Regions from separate parts of the Mus musculus genome. Here region 2 is linked to region 1. Evidence: chromatin loops called from intact Hi-C (ENCODE). Cell type or tissue: left cerebral cortex. All regions are shown on one strand. Each heading gives the region's core, and the rest is flanking DNA. Links, peaks and the distances in the headings are about the cores only.

Region 1 (10,899 bases), core at 1,015-9,014:
TAGAAGGGGGAACAAAATACTCACAGGAGGAAATATGGAGACAGTATGGAGCAGAGACTGAAGGAAAGGTCATCCAGAGCCTGCCCCACCTGGGGATCCATCCTATATACAGCCGCCAAACCGGGACGCTATTGTGGATGGCAGGAAGTGCTTGCTGATGGGTGCCTGATATAGCTGTTGTCTCCTTAGAGGCTCTGACAGAACCTGACAAATAGAGGTGGATGCTCACATCAACCATTGGACGGAGCATGGGGTCCCTGATGGAGGAGTTGGAGAAGGGACTGAAGGAGCTGAGGGGGTTGCAGCCCCATCGGGGGAGCAACAGTGTCAACAGGCCAGATCCCCTGGAGCTCCCAGGGACTGGACCACCAACCAAAGAATACACATGGAGGGACCCACAGCTCTGGCTGCATATGTGGCAGAGGATGGCGTTGTTGGACATTGGTGGGAAGAGTAGCCCTTGGCCCTGAGGGTGTTCGATGCCCCAGTGTAGGGGAATGCAGGGGCAGGAAGGCAGGAGTGGGTGGGTAGGAGAGTACCCTTATAGAAGCAGGGGGAAGGGGAATGGGATGGGATGGGAGTTTCCAAAGCAGAGACCTAGAAAGAGGAAAATATTTGAAATGTAAATAAAGAAAATATTCAATTAAAAAAAACAGTGACTCCAGGAAATTTGCAGGCAAATGGATGGATCTAGAAAATATCATCCTGAGTGAGGTAACTCAATCACAAAAGAACATACATGGAATATACTCACTGATAAGTGGATATTAGGCAAAAAGCGTGGAATACCCACAATACAACATGGAGCACATGAAACTCAAGAGGAAGGAAGACCAAAGAGTGAATAATCAAGGGAAATAGAAGGTGGGAGGGACTTGGGAGGAAGAGAGGAGGGTTAAGGGAAAAAGAGGGGCAGAATCAGGTATGGGAGGAAATGGAGGAGATGTACAGAGGGTCAGAAAATTGAACAGAGATGTGTAGACATGGGGGATGGGGAACTGGGGGGTAGCAACCACAAAGTCCCAGATGCCAGGAAAGCAAGAGCCTCCAAGGACCCCACAGGGATGACATTTGCTGAAACACCCCACAAAAGGGAGGGAGAACCTGTCAAGACCATATCCAGAGGTTAGACATGCACCCCTTCCTCCCTTCCCCCCTTCCGGTTGAGGGATGGGGCCACCCATCTATCTCCAAAATTTTAGCCCAGAATTGCTCCTGTCTAAAGAAAGTACAAGGACAAAGAGTGGAACAAAGACTGAAGGAAAGGCCATCCAGAGACTGCCCCACCTGGGGATTGATCCCACATGCAGATGTCAAACCCAGACACTATTGCTGATGTCAAGAAGTGTTTGCTGACAGGAGCCTGATATAGCTGTCACCTGAGAGGCTCTGCCAGGTCCTGACCAATACAGATGCGGATGCCAGGCTGAGCACAGGGACCCCAATGGAGGAGTTAGGGGAAAGACTGATTTATCTGGCATCAATAGGAGGGGAGGCTTTTGGTCCTGTGAAGGCTTGATGCCCCAGTGTAGAGGAATGCTAGCGTGGTGAGGCAGGAGTCGGTGGGTGGGTGAGCACCCTCATAGAAGCAGGGTAAGGCAGGGTGGGATGGGGGTTTGCGGAGGGGAAACTGAAAGGGGATAACATTTGAAATGTAAACAAATAATATTTCAAATTTTAAAAAATATCTAAAGCTTTAGACATATATAGCAAACTTCATTATGCATACAGACCTGAGTTTCTGGCCAAGTGAAAAGAATAAACAGGACATTAAAAAAATAAAAACAACAACAACAACAAACAAAAAACCTTTTAAATAAATTCTCATTAGAATCAACCAAAAAAATGTCTATGGCTCCCTCCTTTGCTTTTCTTTGGCCAGCTTCACCCCATATGGGGGAAGGTATACTGCACTGTGCTCTTTGACAGGCTTAGAGACTACATTTGGCAGAATTCTCCAACCATTCCTTTTTCAAGTGACTAAGTGCAGTCTTGAGAGAACCAGCCAACCTTCAAGTCCACCACCAGTATGCCCTTGTTCTAGTCTAATAATACTGTTTGTGAGTATCTGAAGGGACAGTTCAGCCTGGAAGAACCCTAAAAGGTGTTCACTCTGTGGAAGTGAAGGTGGCTGGCATTACACCATGGATCGATCCACTATAGCCAGATCAAAAAGTAAATGCCATAAATACTGCCAAATATCTATATCTGGACTATGGACCAATTCAAATTAATGTTTCATTGGTTTTCCAGGTCCTTCCACTCCTTTCCTCTCTACCTCCACCTGAGTCTTATATGGTATGAATAAAGGGTCATGGTACAACCCCCACTGGACTCAGGCCTGGGTCTGGAAACTAAGAAAAACATATACAGGGGAGATATTAGCTAATGTAACTACAAACCAGGAACCCATATTCATGTTGACCTTTGCTCACTGATGTCCAGTTTAAATGTCAGGTTGTATTACAGAAAGGAAAGATGGGGTTTACCTATACAGATAGAAATACAGACTTTACAGTTCTACACATGCCCTGCAGCTGAGGCCCCTGGTTGCCAGAAAGAAGAAAGTTTCCATTACAGAAATAGTGTTTCTAAGACTGTGGATTCCAGAAAAATTCCCTTAAAAGGATTCTGGCCTTGGGCAAACAGGAAAAACCCAGAGAATCAGGCTCTATTCCACAGGGAGGGACTCTGGGGATGGAGTTAAACATTCCCAGGCAGAATTCAGCCAAGATTGCTGCTTTTCCTTAGACACATGGCCTCTCTGTACTACATATGTATAGGAGCATACTAGGCTTTCAGCCCACTGACTAACAAAACTCACAGTAACAACCCATATTATTAGTGTTCTGCTTTGTAAGTTAATTCATCTGGATATCCAACAGTATTGCTGAGCCTTCTAAACTACTTTGTGGGCATATACTAATGGCTTGACTAAATATATCTCTTTTGATCCTTTACAAACTAAGTACACAGGTTGATCAAGAGCTAATGCTATTAAAATGTTTCTATTAAAACAACAGTTAGAGTCCCTTACAGAAATGATCCTACAAAATTGAAAAGGCTTCAACTTACTTCTTCTGACAGAAAAGAAATTATGTCTGGCTTTGGGGAAAAACCCCTATTGTTTCTATGCTATTTAACCAGAACTAATTTAAGAATTACTGCCATGGTTAGGGATAAAATTGATACTTGTCTCCATTTTCTTGGTCCTCTGGCTAACTACTCTGCTTTTGGCACTGACTGAGCCTTTAATTTTCATTCTGATTGGATTAACAGTGGGGTCCTACATCTTAAACTAAAATAGGATGAAATCATGATTTGACACATTCACTAAGACCAGTGGGGAATGTAACAAGGGCCCTGACTCTATGATGACAGTACCATTCAAGCTGTAACTTCAACACAGAGACAGTACCATCTGCCAACAAAAAAACACAAAGGCCTAGTCCATCAAAGTCCAAAGTTATGGGATAGTCTCTACATGTACTACCTTACTCATGTTGTCAACATGGTTTTTTGTGCTTAAAAGCTCCTCATGAAAAAGGCTCAGGGGTATACTGGGATGGACTTGCCTTAGCAGGGAGCTGAGCTAAACCTTGACTAGAAAGTAATTATGTGGTTTCCTGCCATCTTGGCTCTTATATCACTATCATATGGATTTTAAGCTATGGATCCATAGACCCAATGAAAAGTCTAACAATTTAAGCTATCAACAACAGAAAGCAGATGAGAAACAGTATTCAGTACTCATGAATGAAAATTGGTTAACAAAAGATTGAATATATACAGTACACACAGTGACATTCTCTGACTTCAATTGTCAAATACAACTGCAATAAGGGCTATATTGTAGCTAAGCAGTGGTGGCCCACACCTTTAATCCCAGCCCTTGGGAAGGAGAGGCACATTTGTACTTCTGTGAGTTCCAGGCCAGCCTAGTCTACACAGAGAAATCCTGCTTCAAAACAAAACAAAACAAAACACAAACAAAACCCCCATACACAAGCAACCAACCAAACCAAGCAAACAATCTAATAAAAAACAACTTCCTGGGGAAGAATAGAAAGATCGACAAAATATGAGAAGGAAAAAACCCACACCATTAAAATTGTGTCAATTTTGACAACTTAGGCAGGGGAACACAGTGAGTCTGGCCTTACTAACACACGTGACTGGACCACCGTGGCATCCACATGCGAATGTGTTAATGACACAGACCTTACACTGCGCACAGTTAACTGCGATGGATGCTACACCCGAATGTCACGTGCCTGGTGCAGAACTTTAGAGGGCACAGAGAAACTAGAGCTCTGCCTGTCAGAAAATCTGCCTTTCCTGGAGACGGTAAAAGCAAGTGAGGCGCTCACTGCATGGTGACGTCAGCATCAGGGATGTTTTCCCACAAGGGCTCCGAGCTCCCCATAGTCGGAGCAGGGGGTGGAACTCAAGGAGGTCATTCAGGGAGGTGCAGGGAACTCAAGTGAACAAACAGAGAAACACCTGACGCTGATTCCCCGCAGCCCCTGGACAAACACCACAGGGGCCCCGCGGATCCGCCCCGCATTTGGACAGCGATCCAGCTCACCATGGCGCAGGCTGCAAACTCGCACAACTCTCCTCCCAGCTCCCGGCAACAGATCACATCAAAGCACACGGAATCACAGCCGACTTCCACAGAGCCTCAGCCAAGACTGCAGTATGGCGGACCGGAAGTGCTCTCCCCATTCTAACTGCTCGGTCCATCTGGAGTCCCTGATTGGCTAGTGAGGCTTGAGTGACAGGAACAGCTCCCACAGTGACAGATTGCACTGATGTTTCCAGCCCTGGCTTCCACCTCAGGCACAGAACTGCCCCAGACCTGAGGAGTTTGGCACTGCAGTAGAACTTGAGCCTGAACTGCAAAGTTGTCCCCACATTTTTCCTACACTCAGTAGACACTCTTCCTTCGAGTAGGCACAGGAGAGGGTCTCTAGCTTGCAATGACCATTAAACAATGTACAGGGGGTGAACCCACTGCTTCACAGCTATATGGGCGCCCAGCCCGTCCAAGTCGAACTTAAACTACCTAATTGATACGCACCATTCAGGCATTAGCAATTACAGTAATGTTGCTCACATTTCTCTCCACTGCACATTAGTAGCCAAAAGATTAACTTTCCCAGCCTTTTGTGGTGACACTGGCCTATCATGTCAGCATTTGGGAGGTGAAAGCTGGATATAAAAACATTTACGTCTGGTCTACAGAGTGAGTTTCAGAACAGTCAGGAAAAACCAAAACAAGCAAACAAATAAAATGCAAGAAACTTGATTTATGGCACCAAATGCAAACAATTAGGCTTCCCAAACAGGAGGTGACCAGGGTCAGATGATAGATATAGACAGTTTGAGATTAGCATGTCTTGCATAACACAATGGCTCATGTTAACCGAGTTTGTTAAGATGTACTGCTCAGGCAGATTATTTGTACATTATCTCCAAGGCATTTCTTTTACATTAAGCAACTAACTCTACTCTGAGTTGGCAAAGAAAAGAAAATCAAGGAAGACAGAAAGCAAAGACATTTGTGATGAAAGGAGTAAGAATCATGAAAAGAGGACCTGTCCAGTAACACCCTTTGCAGGATGTGTCAAGGTCTGTCTTTCTGTACAGACTTTGCCTCAGGCCTGCTCAGGCTGTGCTTACACAGAATCCAGACTGGAGACTGGAATTATTTACTGTGTGCTCTTCTTACCTATAAGGATCTGGGACCTAGAAGGCTGGTCATCACACATCTGGGCAGTGACTCCCATTGGGACTAAGGTGCTAGATGTCATGTATGTGTCCACAACATTGCTGTTCTGTACCTATGACACTTGCTTATGCTACTGGGATGACCACACAGGTTCTGGGTAAATGACAACCACACATGAAAAACCCCCTACTCTGGTGTGTGTGTGTGTGTGTGTGTGTGTGTGTGTGTGTGTGCATGGTACAGGCCACAAGGCCCTTGCCTGCATGCCTTCCATCTGACAGACCTTACTCTTGGTGGTGGATTTCACCACCAAGCATCATTATCATGCTGTCTTACAACCTCCGTATTCTGGACTTTTAAAATTCAGTGCAGGCCACCACTTCCTGAGGGTTATTCAGGTAAGCCACTCAGGGACATATCTTGCCTAGCAGGTGAAGTTTACATTGCTCCTCTCTCCATCACTGCTGTGCATCTAGATCTGTTCCTTTGACATCTCGGAACAGAAAGCGGTAGAAGGAAGTGTTTTTTAAGACATCATTGTACATATATGGCTGCTTTCCTACGTTTATACCTGTCCTCAACATCTGTGAAGTGTCCTTCGAGATTAGAAGAGGCTTGTTGGATTCCCTGGAAGTATAAGCATTTGATAGCCACCATGTATGTTCTGGGAATTGAATCTTAATCCTTTGGGAAAAAAACAACTAGTGCTTTTGACTGCTGTCCAGTCCAGGTAGAAGTAAGACTTCAAACCAGCCTACAATGAAACCTTTTCTCCTAACTTTGACTACAAAGTGGCTCCTGGGAATAAAAATACAATATTAGATAACTAAATAAAGGGCAGGAGAGATAAGATCATTGGGTTTAGAACACTGGCTGTTCTTTCAGGGGATCAAATATCAATGGCTTGAAACCACATTGTAGCTCAATGCAATCTGTAATTGCCATCTCAGAGGACCAGAGACTCTCTTGTAGCTTCTTCAGGGCGTTGCATGCATGTGGTCCACCACATACATGTAGTAAAAATACCTATAAATATAAATAAAAATTGAGATTCTAAGAAAAGTAGATAATTTACATCATGAACTGGACACTCTGGTGTCCTTAACCAAAAGTGGCCATAAGTGAAACCTGAACTGTGATGGTGGTGTCAAGATGTCTGTACTCACTATCTTGACAGATGGAAGGCATGCAGGCAAGCACCCTATCATGAGAAGCTATTTAAACTTAAAGTCTGTATGATGCTAGGGTTAGATTTGTGTTTGGAAAACTATAGCCCTATAGAATTGATTGGAGAGTATCAAAAGTGAGGTCAGATTCTAGGTAAAATGATTAAGACAGATCTTAGTTATTGACATGGGAAAAATCTACCAGAAGTGAACTTAGCATGGATGTATAGGGGTGAATGACTAGGATAATTAGGGCGCTAAGGGCCTGCGGAACCCAATAGAATCAGAAAACTGAAAATGTGTAGTTAAAGGATGATGAGCTTGGTGTCCTCAGACTGAATCTTAATCCTCACATTCCTGATGGCTGGGGATTCTGACTTTGTTTGAACCCTAATATACACATCATGGAAAGAGATAGCCAACTCCTACAAGTTGTTATCTGGTCCCACGTGGGGAGCATGACATGGACATGACCCTCCCCATACAAGCTAGCAAACAAATAAATATAATTTAAACATTAAAATATATCTACATTCATGTAAGGAAAGCTACCCATCCCTTCAAAGTTGGCAAGGATCCCGCCTCAGTTTTCTTCCTCAGTGCTGAAATCAAAGATGTGTTCTAATTCTCCTCAATCCTTGTCTTACAATTCAGTTTGGTGACCATTTATCTCAGTTCAAGGCACCCAATTCTGAAATATGGATACCATCCAAATAAACTCAGTTGATCTGTTCCTTATGTGATATTGAAGATTAGAACACTCCTACTAAAAACTACTATCTACTTGTATCTGTTTACATTGCTATAGGTAGTATAACTGCATCTCTTTATCTAGTGAAATACTGTTTAGATATACTTGGAATTTTGGTAATTCAAATCAATGAAATATTACAAAATATTATATGACAAAGCATTTCAATATTAGTTTTGAAGCTGAATAATAATATTTGAGAACTCAGAAGGACATTGAGCCTAGCATTTCAGTGTCATTGGTACAAGCTAGTATTTCAACATACTGATTTATTTATTTATTATGAAATAAGGTGTCATGCATGAATTTCAAGCTGACTTCAAACTCTCTATGTAGTCAAAGATGTCCACAAACAAATAAATGGTTTTGGTTAGGTGGTTGGTAGTGTGTTGTGTTGTGTTGCATTTTGTTTCTCATGAGGACAAGTTCTCTTGCTGTACTGCATGCTAGCAGATAATTTGCTGTCCCCTTGGCTTAGCTTCTCTAGTGCTAGGATTACAGCTGTTTACTCAGTGTATGCTACTTTAAGAGCTTGATACAATTCTAAGGAAGCTCTGGACCTAATGAGCTTCAAACTCAGCTTTAATCCCTTTTTCACAAAATGTAGACTTTTATGTTAAGAGAACAAAAGATCTGTGTATGAAAAAAATGAAGCCACCAAGTCCTGAAAGTGTAAGGAAAATTATTTCCTAGCTAATGAAGTCTGCATTGCTGCTAACATAAATTCTGTGACCTGCCCTAAAGGGTCACCAAAAGCCACAGTTGACTTATAGGTAGTTGGTCAGCTAAGGAGGTCTGGATATACAATGGACATCCCAGATGAGGGCTCTTCTGGGTCTGAACTCTTACCTTTGTGGAATATAACTTGTTCCAGTTAGTATTTCCAGAGATTCATTAAATTATAGACAACCAGCTTGTGCCAAGAGAACAGATGGTATGAGAGAAATCATATTTACTGTTTTAAGCATATGCAGACAAACTGTGTTTCAGGGGTTGAGAATGTAGCTCATTTGGTAGAGTGCTTGTCTAGCATGCTGGAAACACTGGGATCAGTTCCTAGAACTACATATAACAGGTGTGATGATGCATGGCTATAATATCAGTAATTGACAGATGGAAGATGGGGGGGGTTGTAAAATAATCTCATCCTGGAATATATAACAATTTATAGGTCAACCTGGAAGACATTAGACACAAGTATCAACATACATTCCAGAAAGAGATAGAGGCAGAGGAAAGAGAGGGAGAAGACTAATTTTTTTCCCATAATCATTCTGGTCACCCATCATAGCATCACAACACATATATTCAGCTACAATTGTTGAACTCTGGCAACCAAAACCTTTCTACTGCTAAATCCAATGTCAGGCCAGCCATGGAGAGTCATTCGTATAATCCTAGCACTCTACAGGCTGAGGAGAAAATATTTTGAAAACTAGGCTAAGTTTAGGATACATAGCTGAAAAGTGTTTAAAAGAAAGAGAAGCTTGGTGGAGAACTTGCGAGGTGAATGGAGGAGGATCACTGTGAGTTTGAGGCCAGTCTGGTCTACAGAGTAATTTCCAGGACATTCAAAGCTATGTAAAGTAACTCTGTTAAAAACAAAACAAAACAAAACAAAACAAAACAAAACAAAACAAAACAAAACAAAACCCAACAACATAAAATTAAAAAAAAAGACAAAGTGGTGAATGCAAGAGAGAAATGTATGGATTTGTAGAATTCTGTCTCAGAATTTGTCTGTAATCCCAGTGCTTGGAGGCTGAGACACGAAGACTAAATTCAAGGTCAGTCTGGACTAAGTGGTTCAAGCAGTTCCTGTCAGTATGGGTTACAAAGGTATTTCAAACTATATCTGTGAAAGGTAAGGTATGTTTAAAAAAGATAATAGTCAGTGCTTAGAATTAGCAGGTAAAAATGCTTTCCATACATGTATAAGCCAGAGGACCTGAGTTTGATTTCTGGTGTGCCCATAAAAGTGAAGGAGAAATAAACTTTTGCAAATCTGTCCCTGACACACTCATGTACCCTGGTGCCTGTGATAGTGCTGGAGTTGTGTGTGTAATAGCAGGGGAGTTAGAGAAACCTCCCTGCCTCAGTTTCCCCAACTACTGGTGCTAGATGTAAGCATTGAGAAACATTTGACTTAAAATTATTGTACTCCAGAATCTTGAAAACAGTCAATCAACACAGGAAAATCTCTGGCACACAATGTATATTTCTCAAATCTATAGATCCTTGAACATTTCAGGATTTCTGAAGAATTTAATGCTTCTAACAGTTGCCACTTGTTCTCGTTGGAAGATAAGAAGAAGCTCTTCTTGTACCTATCTCTTAAGGCCTTCTTCCTTCATAAGATCTGTCCTGAGCCAGTAATCTTAATGTCCTCCCTGTGCTTCAATAATGGAACTTGAATAAAGCCAAATACACTGCCCACAGTTACATGATCTGTGACAGTAGTGATACTGAGGAGGGAAGAGGAGCCAGCTATATAATACAAGTAGGACATACCAGGTGTATGGAAACAGTATGGAGCATCCCATTGGACTTTCAAGCAAAGGGGTGATGTAAAGAAGAGATGCCTTGCAGGTGACCAAGCCTCTGCCGGGAAATGTCATGAGTGTAATGCAGGCTGATCCCCTTATGTAAGCAAGACCCGAGGAGTTAGGTCCCTACATGGCAAGGTACTATGGGGATATTCGTGCAGAATCTCCTGGTCTTTCCTGAGGTAATGCTTGGTTCACTTTTGCCTTGCATTTGCATTCTTGGCTTTGCTGTTGGACGTCTTTACTTCAGCTTTGCCTGTGATGAATGTGTTCCCAGAGCCAGAATAAGAAAGTTAGAATTATGATTTATTCTTGTTTGTCTGTGAAGATTGTGAGAATAGAACAGCTCCCTACTCTGTTAATAATGGTGATGTGATTGAGTTAACACAAGGCCCTGATCTGTGCACATCAGTTAATGTCCAAATGTTCTTTTCTAATGTAGTCTTAGTTCTGGCAACAATTTATCCACCAACCTGTTCCAAACAACTGTTAGTTGATTATCAAAAAGTTATAAAGGTCTTTCTGGATCATTTTAGGTGCTTCTTGCAATTCAGAATTCCTCAGTTAAGAATTCTTTGTTTAGCTCTGTACCATATTTTTTTAATAGGGCTATTTGGTTTTCTGGAGTCTAACTTCTTGAGTCTTTGTATATATTGGATATTAACACTCTATCAGAATTAGGATTGGCAAAGATCTTTCCCG
Region 2 (10,899 bases), core at 1,585-9,584, 64 kb before region 1:
GGAAGGAAGAAAGAAGCACAGAATGGGCAAAGTATATGCTGGTCTCTCTGTATGGGAACAGCTCTGAGATTGGCTGAGACATGGAAATGTCTCCAGTTAGAACCTCAACTCATCGTAGCCAATAAGTCTCATTGACTACAGAATCCGCGAGACTTATCCAAATGGCATGGATAAGAATTTACTGCAGTTTGGTTATACAATCCAAACTAAGTTACAAAAGATATTTAAAGATAACTTACCTGCTCAAACAGAGAGCAGAGAATCCTCTTTAGCTGATTGTTCACACCCCACATTCCATACCTATGTTAATGCAGAATGGATTATTGCTTATGAAACATTACATGCTTACAGACACCAGTGAAGTTCTAGTGGCTGTGACAACATTCACATGTGAGGATGCTGAGAAAGGTGCTTAGATCTTGAGACATATTTATCCCAGCATCCAGCTTTATATAACCTCAGACTACCTCAATAGCTGTTTCAGCAAAACTTGCTTCCAGCACAGCTCAAAACTGCTGAGTCCAGTTGGTACAGGTTTATAGACTGTTTCAATTAGGACTTCATGTAAGCACTGCAGTTTCCCATCACATAGACACACTGGGTCTGTGTGATGGGAAAGATGGCCGGGTAGATGGTTTTTGTTTGTAGGGTGATGGATATTTGTCATCATTTGAATGGGGTTGGTTACAAATTGTTAATGGTCTTGGTAAGAGAAGAAACAAAGTACGGGAGGTTGGTTTCAAGGATTTCTTTTTCTATTTCTTTTTCTTTCCTTTATCATTCTTTCTCTCCTATTTAGAGTTAGGCAAAAGTGGAAAAAGGGATAAGGAAAAAGGGGGGCTATAGGAATAATTAAGTTAAAGGGTAGATTATTGTATCTACTTTTAGACCAAAGAACATTAATAAGCCAAGTAATTTACAATATTCTTTGTATATTGATAGGGTAAGGTTATATTTTATTACAACATACATGTTTCAACTCTTGTTTAAGATATTGTACCTTAGTAATTATTAAAAATGCAACGTTAAGTTCTAGTCCTTTTGAAAATTGCTTTACAAATTGTTTAGCATAGTTAAGAAATGTAAGTTAGAGCCAGGCATGGTGGCACATGTCTTTAATCCCAGCACTTGGGAGGCAGGTGGATTTCTGAATTTGAGGCTAGCCTGGTCTACAAAGTGAGTTCCAGGACAGTCAAGGCTATACAGAGAGACCTTGTCTTGAAAAACCAAAAAAAAAAAGTCAGTCAATCAAACTTACTGATCATGTTTGAGGCTAGCTTAATTAATTACAGAAATGTTTTCTAGGTTGAACAGATAGTACATAGCTAGAAACAAGCAATGTTTGCCATTCAAATATACTAGAGATAGACAGTCTTCAAAAACTTCAGAGATCCACAGAATACAGCATTTAAAGATGTTCTATTAATAAAAGGCATTTCTGACAATGAGACAGGTCAGCTCCTGGCAGCACCCCATTCTACTTCAAAGATGATAAGCATCAAAGATCCACCAAATAGAGTTTTCTTTAAAAGGGGGCAAGCTAGCTATTGAGCAAGAAATTGCCCTTGCTTCAACTAATGACAGCATGCTGTCCAGGCTGGACAGATGAGAATGAGGGAAGTTGACTGCCAGCTTTGCCAGAACAAGGTAAGCAGTCCATAATAATTCCTGCTTCATAGAAAAGTCTATCAGATATTTTAGGCCAGAAGAATGAAGATGATGTTCCAACATTCCAGAAGTATCTTGGGTGACTGTCCATGTAGCCAGGAGCCTCTGTCATCTCTGTAGTTTTGGAAGCTGCTTGCTCAGCACTTCCTGTTTACTCAGTTAGTGTTTATCCTTCCCAGGTCTCTGATGGGGTAGAAGACTACATAGTTATAATCTCACAATTAAGCTTAAGACGTTTAGGATTTAAGAAAATGTTTTAAGGTGTAATAAGATATTTTAAGTTGGTAAGAAAAAGTTATGATAGCACATGATTTAGGTACAGAACTGTAACTCACCAAGATAGGATAGATAGTAGAGAACTTTTTCCAAGGTTGCCAAATGCATGTGGACTAGGATATAAACATAATTTTTACCTGATAGTTTTCATAATTGTTCTTATTATATTTAGTTTATTGATGTTAGACAAAGAGCCTTTTATTGGACTAAAAAGGGAAGATGTAGAGAAAATCTCTTGTGAAATATGTGGAAATACCACCTGTCAATAAAATGCTGATGTCCAGTAAGCTGAGGCAGGATTAGAAGGTTAGATATGGAGAGAGAGAGAAAGAGAGAGAGAGAGAGAGGAGAGAGAGAGATGTGGGGATGTTGGAAGATAGTTAGGAGAGGTAATTAGCCAGCCATGTGGAAGAGATAGAGTAGGTCATATAAGTTATGAGCTAGTTGGGGGATGAGCTAAAGCTTATGGCCGAGGCATTTCTCTATAAGTAATTAATTCTCAGAATCATTATTCTGGGAACAAAGAGGCCAGCTACACTAAGGGTCTGACATCCCCATAAATTTGAGATGAAAATCACTGATTACTTATAAGAGATTATTTCAAGGCTTAGAGGCCATCATCACTCCAGGGTAAATGCCAGGTGCAATGGGGTTTCTAAAATTCTGCCACAATGTCAGAAAGCCAAAACTAATGCAAGATCGTTTTACCCAACTTTTCTTTTTGGGCAGCTTAAACATGCCATCCAATAGCATCCCACTCAATGCACTCTCAAGGAGCATGGGTCTCTATAGAATTCTTGGCCATGATCTTACTGGCTATCTTCATGTTCACAAGTAAGATAGTATAAATAAACATAACCTTATGCTGTGAGACTGACATGCTCGATGTGTTGGAATATGAATGAACGTACTTGACCCCTGCAGGGTCATCTTGGAATGAAAAGGTATCTTCAGCCACCCATCACCTTTTGCTTTCCAGTCTTTTTATTGATTGCTTAAAAGTTGTAACAAAAGTCCCACTGTATCTCAGCCTCTGCAGGGGCTATCAACAACTGTCCAGCCATTTCTATAATCACCATTAGTATGTGGCTCCACATGCTATTTTTCAAGTTCAGGTAGAAATGAGTAGCGCTGATGTGATGGTTTGTATATGCTCAGCCCAGGGAGTGGCACTATTAGAAGTTGTGGTCTTGTTGGAATAAGTGTGTCACTGTGGTTGTGGGCTATAAGACCCCCACTCTAGTTGCCTGGAAGTCAGTATTTTGCTAGCAGCCTTCAGATGAAGATGTAGAACTGTCAGCTCTGCCTGCACCATGCCTGGCTGGACACTGCCATGCTCGTGCCTTGATGATAATAGACTGAACCTCTGAACCTGTAAGCCAGCCCCAATTAAATGTTGTCCTTTATAAGACTTGGATTGGTCATGGTGTCTGTTCACAGCAGTAAAACCCTAACTAAGACATCTGGACATCTAGATCACCTGAGTCCCAGAAATTATATAGTATGCCAGATTGAACATGCCAGCCAGAACATGCCAGTCTAGTATTAGTGTGGGTTTCACGAACCCTTCACGGAAGGCCTGCAAGCAGGACACAGGATTCCTCACTGAAGCAGTGGAGTAGAGCAGTGAAATAGCGCAGGGATTCTTCATGCCACCGATACTGCTCCTGTCTGCTGCTTCAGCACCATCACAGACTCTAGGCAGGGATGTCAAAATATGGTAAGTTGACTTGATGGCAAAACTGCAATGCCATATTCCTATGGGGACTCTAGGACAAAGACTGGCACCAGTGGACCAATGCACTGCATTGGCAGAGACTGTTCATGGTGTCACCGTTTGCTTTTTTTTTTTTTTTTTTTTGAGATAGGGTCTGGCTTAAAACCCAGGCCTGCCTAAACCTCACAGTGATCCTTAATACAGAGTACAATTGTGTGCCACGCCTGGCTGCTTTTTATTTGGTGGCTAAATAAGCAGAATTAGTACAAGTCAGGCATGGTGTTACATGCCTTCAATCTTAGCACTCTGCACCAGAGGCAAACTGATCTTTATGATTTCCAAGGCTAGCCTAGTCAGCATAGTGTGTTTACATCCAGCCTGGGCTACAGAGCAAGGCCCCGAGTAAGAAAAATAGTAGGCGCATGATTTAAAAAGTACTTATTTTTAATTTTCACCAATGATTCAAAATTAAAAGCAAAACGAATCTGTAAACTCATGTGTCAAGTAGGCAGTAAAATGTGTATAATTGAGTCTTCAGAATATTAAGAGGCTCTATGGTAAACAGAATAATAGTTTAAGAGACCACAGGGTTTTGACGCATATTTTTTTTTTTTAAGATTTATTTATTATTATATGTAAGTACACTGTAGCTGTCTTCAGACACACCAGAAGAGGGAGTCAGATTTTCTTACGGATGGTTGTGAGCCACCATGTGGTTGCTGGGATTTGAACTCTGGACCTTCGGAAGAGCAGTCGGGTGCTCTTACCCACTGAGCCATCTCACCAGCCCATTGACGCATATTTTTTAAATCAAACTTTCTTCTACAAAAATGGAAATCATGGCACGTTTCCCACGGCTGGCCTGAGGCATGGCTAGCCCAGAAACTGGTAGATTTACTTTTTCCCTTTTCAGGTTCACAGGAAAACCAGACCATTGCCCCAGAAATGAGACCTGAGCTCCCAGAGGTCTGGCTCAGCAGATGGCTGCTGCCAGCAGAGCTTCAAGCCACCATACTTTGCATTTTGGCTAGGATAGTGGGACCCCTTAACCTTACTCTGTAGCCTGTCATGTACTACAAAGGGCTTGGGCAAGGGGCAGGATTGGCTTTGCCAGACTAGACACTTAATCTGGCCCTACAGAGTAAATTCCTGAGATCAGATACATTCTCCTAAGATTGCAGAGCTAAGAAGGCCTCCATCTTGGAGTCATCTCCAGCTTTCTGTAGTCAGTGATTCAGGTACTGGGAACACAGATCTAGGAGTACAACATTAGAGCAAGAAAGGCGAGAGGTGTCCCTTTGACTGACAGGCAAGAATCTCCCTGTGTAGCTCACTTGCATGGTCTACAGACGGTGGTGGCCTGGCCTGGGTTTTACAAGTCTGGAATATGGAGGCTGTAAGTCAGCACTGCATGACGATAATGTTTGGTGGTGAGTCTCAGGACTGGTGAGTGGGATCTGACAGATGGAAGGGATGCAGCTAAGCTCTCTCGCACCAGTCACATCTATACATCACAGTAGGATGTTGGTCATGTGCGGTTGTCATCTACCTGGCACCTGTGTGGAGATCACAGTAGCGTACATAAGTCCGAGGCAAAGTCCGTAGTACAGAGACAGACCTTAGTACATCCCATGTGTTTAATTTGACTGATAGACCCTATACTCATGATTCTTATGCCTTTTATTATGAATTTCATTTATAATTATTTTCATTTTCTGTCCTTTGATTTTCTTTTCTTTATCAACTCATAGTAGAGTTGGTTGTTTAATGCAACAGAAATGCCCAGGAGATAATTTTCACGTAAAACTCTTCGTTTGTTCATGTTTTAGGAAGTTGTACAGAGATAACTTCATAACTTGTAGGAAGTTAACTGTAAATACTTTGCATCCTATTGTCATTCTGGCAGTGTGGTGAAGGAGTTTTATTTTGGACAATGGTTGGACATAGCTAGGTATTGTATTTTCCTTTTTAGTTTTGGTGCCTTTCTGTTTTTTGTTTTCATTTTTCTTTATAAAAGTTCAGAATTTAGGCTATTGAGATGTGTAAAGACACATGCCATGAAGGTTCGAGGACAAGTCTTCTGTCCCGAGTATAGACCTCAGGGCCTCAGGCTTGGTTGCAAGTGCCTTTACTCTTTCAGCCCTCTAGTTGGTTCCTCTCACACCACGCCCTTCTGATCCATCTATTTCAGTATATTGGTTTTAGTTGATCTCTTTTCATTTTGGTGGTAGAGAATACTGGGTGCTCATTTTAGACCCCCTTCCTTGCTTGGGCAGCATCTGTCCACTGAACCTTAAATAAAAAGTTATTTTATGGCAGATTCTGCTTAAGTTCCTGAAGTTTTTATGTCAACTTAATCCGTAGCTATACAAGACCGTAAACATGTGATGCTCCTGCCTCAACCTTTTAAGTGATGGGATTCCAGAACTGCCCCATCACTCTCAGCTTGAAATTCATGAAGGGCAGCCCAGATCCTGGGCTGGACAAGTTCAGGGTAGGAGCGAGCATGCCAGCCAACATTGTAATAGGTAAGGACTGAGGGATGCAGGGAGAAGCTGGCAGACAGACCAGCTTTGATGATCTAACACTCCAGGGGGAAGAAGTGTCTACTGTGTTCAGGACGACTTTGCAGTTAGGTGGAAGCTCTATTGCAATGCCAATCTCTGCAAGTCTGGGACAGTTCTGTGCCTGGAGTGGAAGCTAGGACTAGGAACCACTGTGCTAAATCTCTGCAATTCACTCTTTCGCTAAGGGAGCTGCTCCTGTCACTAGCCAATCAGGGCCTCGAAGCGGACTGGTAGTCAGAATAGGAGCGGACACTTCCGGTCCGCTATAGTGCAGGCTCGACTGAGTGTCTGAGGGAGGCTCCCCGCGGTCTCTGTTCCGTGCTGTGACTTGCCGACCGGACCTGTGAGCAGAGCTGGGCGAGCTCGGAATCCGCACCATGGTGAGCGGGACCGCCGTCCCCACGCGGGCGGAGCCGCGGGAGCCTGTTCGCCCTGGGCTGCGGGGACGGCGAAGAAACGTGGCACGCCAGGAGGTCTCTGCAGTCCCTGGAACTCACGCTCCTGGCAGCTGCTGAATAATTTCCATCCCTGTGCTGCGCCTGTGCAGAACAGGGGATTGGAGGGCTGTGTGTGGGTCTGTCCTTAATGCTGACGTCATCTAGCAGTGCGCGCGCATGCGCTGCTTTCATTGTCGGGGAAGGCAGGTTTGCTGACTCGCTGAAGCCCTAGTTTCCCTAGTGTCTTCTAGAAGTTCTGTACCTGGCATATGACATTCATGCGCAGGATCCTTCTACAGTTAACTCCGCGCAGGTGTAAAGTCTGTGCTATTAACACATTTGCATGCAGATGCCACCGTGGTCCAATCCCATGTGTAAGACCAGACTTACTGGGTTACCTACATTAGCTATGTTGCTGTTTCTGAGTGCTCTCTCGTGTTTTGTTGGTCTCTTTCTTTCTCAAACAGCACAGTCTTTATCGCGGCTGTAGGGTAATTTAGAAGTCAGACGGTGTCACCGTGCTGCTTATTCAGTCTTGTGTGCTCACGTTTTCATTCATGATGACCTTTTATCATCTGCTTTCTGTAGTTCATTGCAGAAATTGTTAGACTCTTTAGTGGACGTTTGTTGAATCTATAGCTCAGATTGTGTCCTGCAATAATACTGAGACTTCTTGTCTACAATCTTGCAATTTCTCTCCCTTTGAATTCCTTGATTCTTTTAATTACAAAGTTACAATTCTGGCTACAGATGTTTGTCATATTTCTATGTATTTCTGGTCATTTCTGTATCCATGCTGACATAATAAGAGATAAGGGGTCTATTTCTAATTTACTAAATTTGTTTCATGTGCATGGGTGATTTGCTCCCATGTATGTGTGTTCATCATTTGATTATTTGGTTTCCACAGAAGATAGAAGAAGCCATTAGATGCTCTGCCACAGGATCTCAATAACTTTGTGTCATCGTGTTAGTGCTGGGAACTAAACCCAGGTCTTCTGTGCAGGTTGTCCTGAGTTGTATTCGATAGGGAGCCATGATAGCCGGAGGGCAGTAAACAGCATTTCTTCAGTTTGACAGCATATGCAGAATGCATACACTTATTGTGTATGTACGTTAGCATATCTGTTTTTTTTTTTCCGGCTCCCCTTAGTGTTAGCCAGAGCTGGAGGCTCGTTTTTACTGAAGAGATTTTTCTTTATTAAAGTCTAACATTGTTTTCTAAGGTTGACTTGACCTCATGTGTAGCCCCACAGGGCATTGCTATTGCTGTCCTCCTGAATCCACTCCGCATTATTTGGATTACAGGTTTTAAGTACCACACAGTTCTAAAACTACCCATTTGAGTCATGGAGTGGGCTGATCATTCAGTAACAGGAAAGGGGTTTGTCTTTGGAGCATGACTTTCCCTTGAGACCAGAATACAGAGAATAATTTACTGTATACACTACAGGGGGAAACAGGTTAGGCAGTGAGCTGCAGAGGTCTCTGATATAAAGACAGATTTAATGGGGCAGGATGAGTGCCTTCTCAGCATGAGTTAATTAATACCATATGAATGAAGGCAAACTAATTTGTTATATATATAATTTCTGGAGGTTAGCTTGAGCCAGTGAAATTTCCAATTGGGTAATTCTATCATATTTGGGTAATCGCAGACCTGATGAGAAGATTGAGAAGCAGGCAATTTGGCTGTAACAACTTTGTCAGCCTCCAGCACCCAGTGGGTAACATACACAAGACAGGTTGATAGAGTCAGTTATTAATGGCATTCCTCTACCATGAAATAGCCTACTTTACTCCAACATCAATATAGCTAAGTGTCCTTTTAGTTATTTTTATCTCTTGAAATGCCATGTATTGGTGTCTGTGGTAGTGTTCTGTTGCTGTAAAGAAAACCTACTGTTATAAAGGAAAACATTTAATTGGAGCTTGCTTACAGTTTTAGACGTTTAGTCCATTATCATGATGAAAACAAAGGATTATGCCATGCAGATAGAAAAAAAAAATAGGTACTTAAACCTAAGTTTGGAGGCCTCACTTATTTAATCCTTCACTGGACATAGTAGGGAAGTTTATATTGAGGAAACCTATAACCTGCCAAAGAAAGGAGGCTCCTTTCTATTTTGTGTAATGTTTTCTTCTTTTGGTCTTTCTCTCTGTCTCTTTGGTTCTGTTTCTTTCCCCCTCATCTCTTTTCCTGCTTCTCTCAATTTTTCACCTTTCTTTTTCTTTGGAGTTCTTTCTACTTAGGTTATATTTTTTTGTCATTGTTTATATTTATTCAATAGCCTTAGGTTCCTATATTTTAATGTCTGGTCCTCAATTATTAGAACTAAAGGTGTAAAATTATGAGGTATGCCCATGTGGCAGTAGATGTGTCTTGTTTGTTAAGGTTTGTCATTGTAGGTGGGCTTTGAGGTTTCAAAAGACCTCTCCAAGGTAAATGTTTCTGCTTGCTTTGCCTATGTTAGGATGTAATACTCAGCCCCATATCTGTCCACAGTGATGCTTCCTTTCATGGTGATAATGAACTAACCTGTCACTGTAATCAATCCCCAAATTAAAAGCCTTCCACTATAGAGTTGCCTTGGTTATAATGTTTCTTTACAGCAATAGAATAGTCACTGAGTTGAGTTGTTTGTGTAACATTTTGGCATATTATCTGTCTGTATTCTGCCCATGTCACATGAAATTGAGTAAGGCTGAATGAAAGAGTAATGGGTTGTTTTCCTGACTAAACATTCAATCTGTAGCATGGTTATTATTGATGACTCATGCAGGTCCATAGACAAAACGAGTAACAATAGGGGCAGAACACTAGGTAGTTTCAGATGGTAGTCATGTGCTGAAAGGGAGATTAGGGCCATTAAAGAGAAGGCTCAGCCAGGTGTGGTGGCGCATGCCTTTAATCCCAGCACTTGGGAGGCAGAGAGGCAGGTGGATTTCTGAGTTCGAGGCCAGCCTGGTCTATAAAGTGAGTTCCAGGACAGCCAGGGCTATACAGAGAAACCCTGTCTTAAAAAACCAAAACCAAAACCAAAACCAAAACCAAAACCAAAACCAAAACCAAAACCAAAAAACCAACCAAACAAACAAAAAAACCTAAAAAAACCAAACCAAAGAGAGAGAGAGAGAGAGAGAGAGAGAGAGAGAGAGAGAGAGAGAGAAGGCACCTGGTCTTCTTTGAAAATACAGAGTAGGTATTGTAAGGTCACTGTAATACCCAGCTAAACATTTAACTATGGAAGGAGAAGGACAGGTGATTCATAGTCCCAGAGAGCAGCTTCATACAGAATATGTGGCCGCTCTGTTCCCGTAGAGCCAGGTCCATCCACGGCTAGAATCCTAAGTGGTGGTGGCATCTATAAGTCACCATTTCTTGAGGGAAGAAAGATGGAAGGTTTAAAGGTTATGGCTTTTTCCTCTGTACTTTTAGTTCAGCACTGTTGCAGCCATCCGTTTGGCAGAGTTCGATCCCCAGTGAGGAGGCTGTGAGAGTTCATTAGATGAAACCTTGATTCATTAGATGAATGAGTTCATTAGATGAAGCCTTTTTTGCATCTTGAGACCACAAGGTGTTGAGATACCCAAGCTTTGAGACACTTGTCATTTGACAGCTTCGTGCAGAAAGAGAAAAGTAGCCAGAGAGTCGCAGTGAGAAAGAGTCATCTAAAACCTTTGAAACTGAAGCCCCAGGTATCTAACACAGAACTTCAGGATTGGTATTTTCCTAGCAGGGTTTCAGGCTTGCCTTGGTCTAATCTGTCTTTATTTCTTTAGAATAAAAATGTGTATTCTGTTCCATTATGTGTTGGGTAGATATAAATTAGTGTTTTGAATTTATAAGATGTCACAATCAAGAAAGTGCTTTGAGTGTCAGAAGAAACTTTGAACATCCAAACAGTGTTGGAACTGTTATATAATCTAAGGATTTTGAAGTTAGACTAACTGTATTTTGCATCATGGATTGACTGTGATCCTATTATGACCTATGTGGAAATTGTGGTAGGTTGAATGACAAATCTCCAGTGTAGGATGATGTATTTGAACATTTGTCTCCGGTTTGTGCTGCTTTTCACCGAGATGCTTATGGAACCTTTAGGAGGAGGCTTTCTGGAGGAAGTTAGTCTCTGGAGAAGGGCAGTGAGTGTTTATACCCTCCCCACACTTCCTTTTCTTTGTGTGGTTGAAACTGAACCGCCTTGGTTCTTCTCATGCAGACACACCATCA

What was found. Hi-C counts contacts between places; a loop is a spot of excess contacts. Peaks named below come from ENCODE experiments on the same cell type or tissue, not always from the same donor. Only the 100,000 strongest peaks of a DNase experiment are listed, where the experiment ranks them.
Region 2: a loop joins it to region 1, with 5 times the contacts of the local background. A loop is called at or near these places in 2 of 42 quality-filtered maps.

What each region holds. Positions count from the first base shown.
Region 1 is chr10:82,236,583-82,247,481 of GRCm38, forward strand. Zfp938 (zinc finger protein 938) reads right to left here and starts at 4,693. Exons shown (of 4, transcript NM_001105557.2): 1 at 4,589-4,693. The coding sequence starts at 4,591. In left cerebral cortex, for the core only: no CTCF peak of the experiment used is centred there; DNase peaks (open chromatin) are centred at 4,422, 4,753 and 8,608; H3K4me3 peaks cover 1,633 bases; H3K27ac peaks cover 994 bases.
Region 2 is chr10:82,171,847-82,182,745 of GRCm38, forward strand. It overlaps Gm40720 (a long non-coding RNA gene), which reads left to right and starts at 6,290. Exons shown (of 7, transcript XR_003948925.1): 1 at 6,290-6,608. In left cerebral cortex, for the core only: no CTCF peak of the experiment used is centred there; DNase peaks (open chromatin) are centred at 6,513 and 6,788; H3K4me3 peaks cover 1,401 bases; H3K27ac peaks cover 1,034 bases.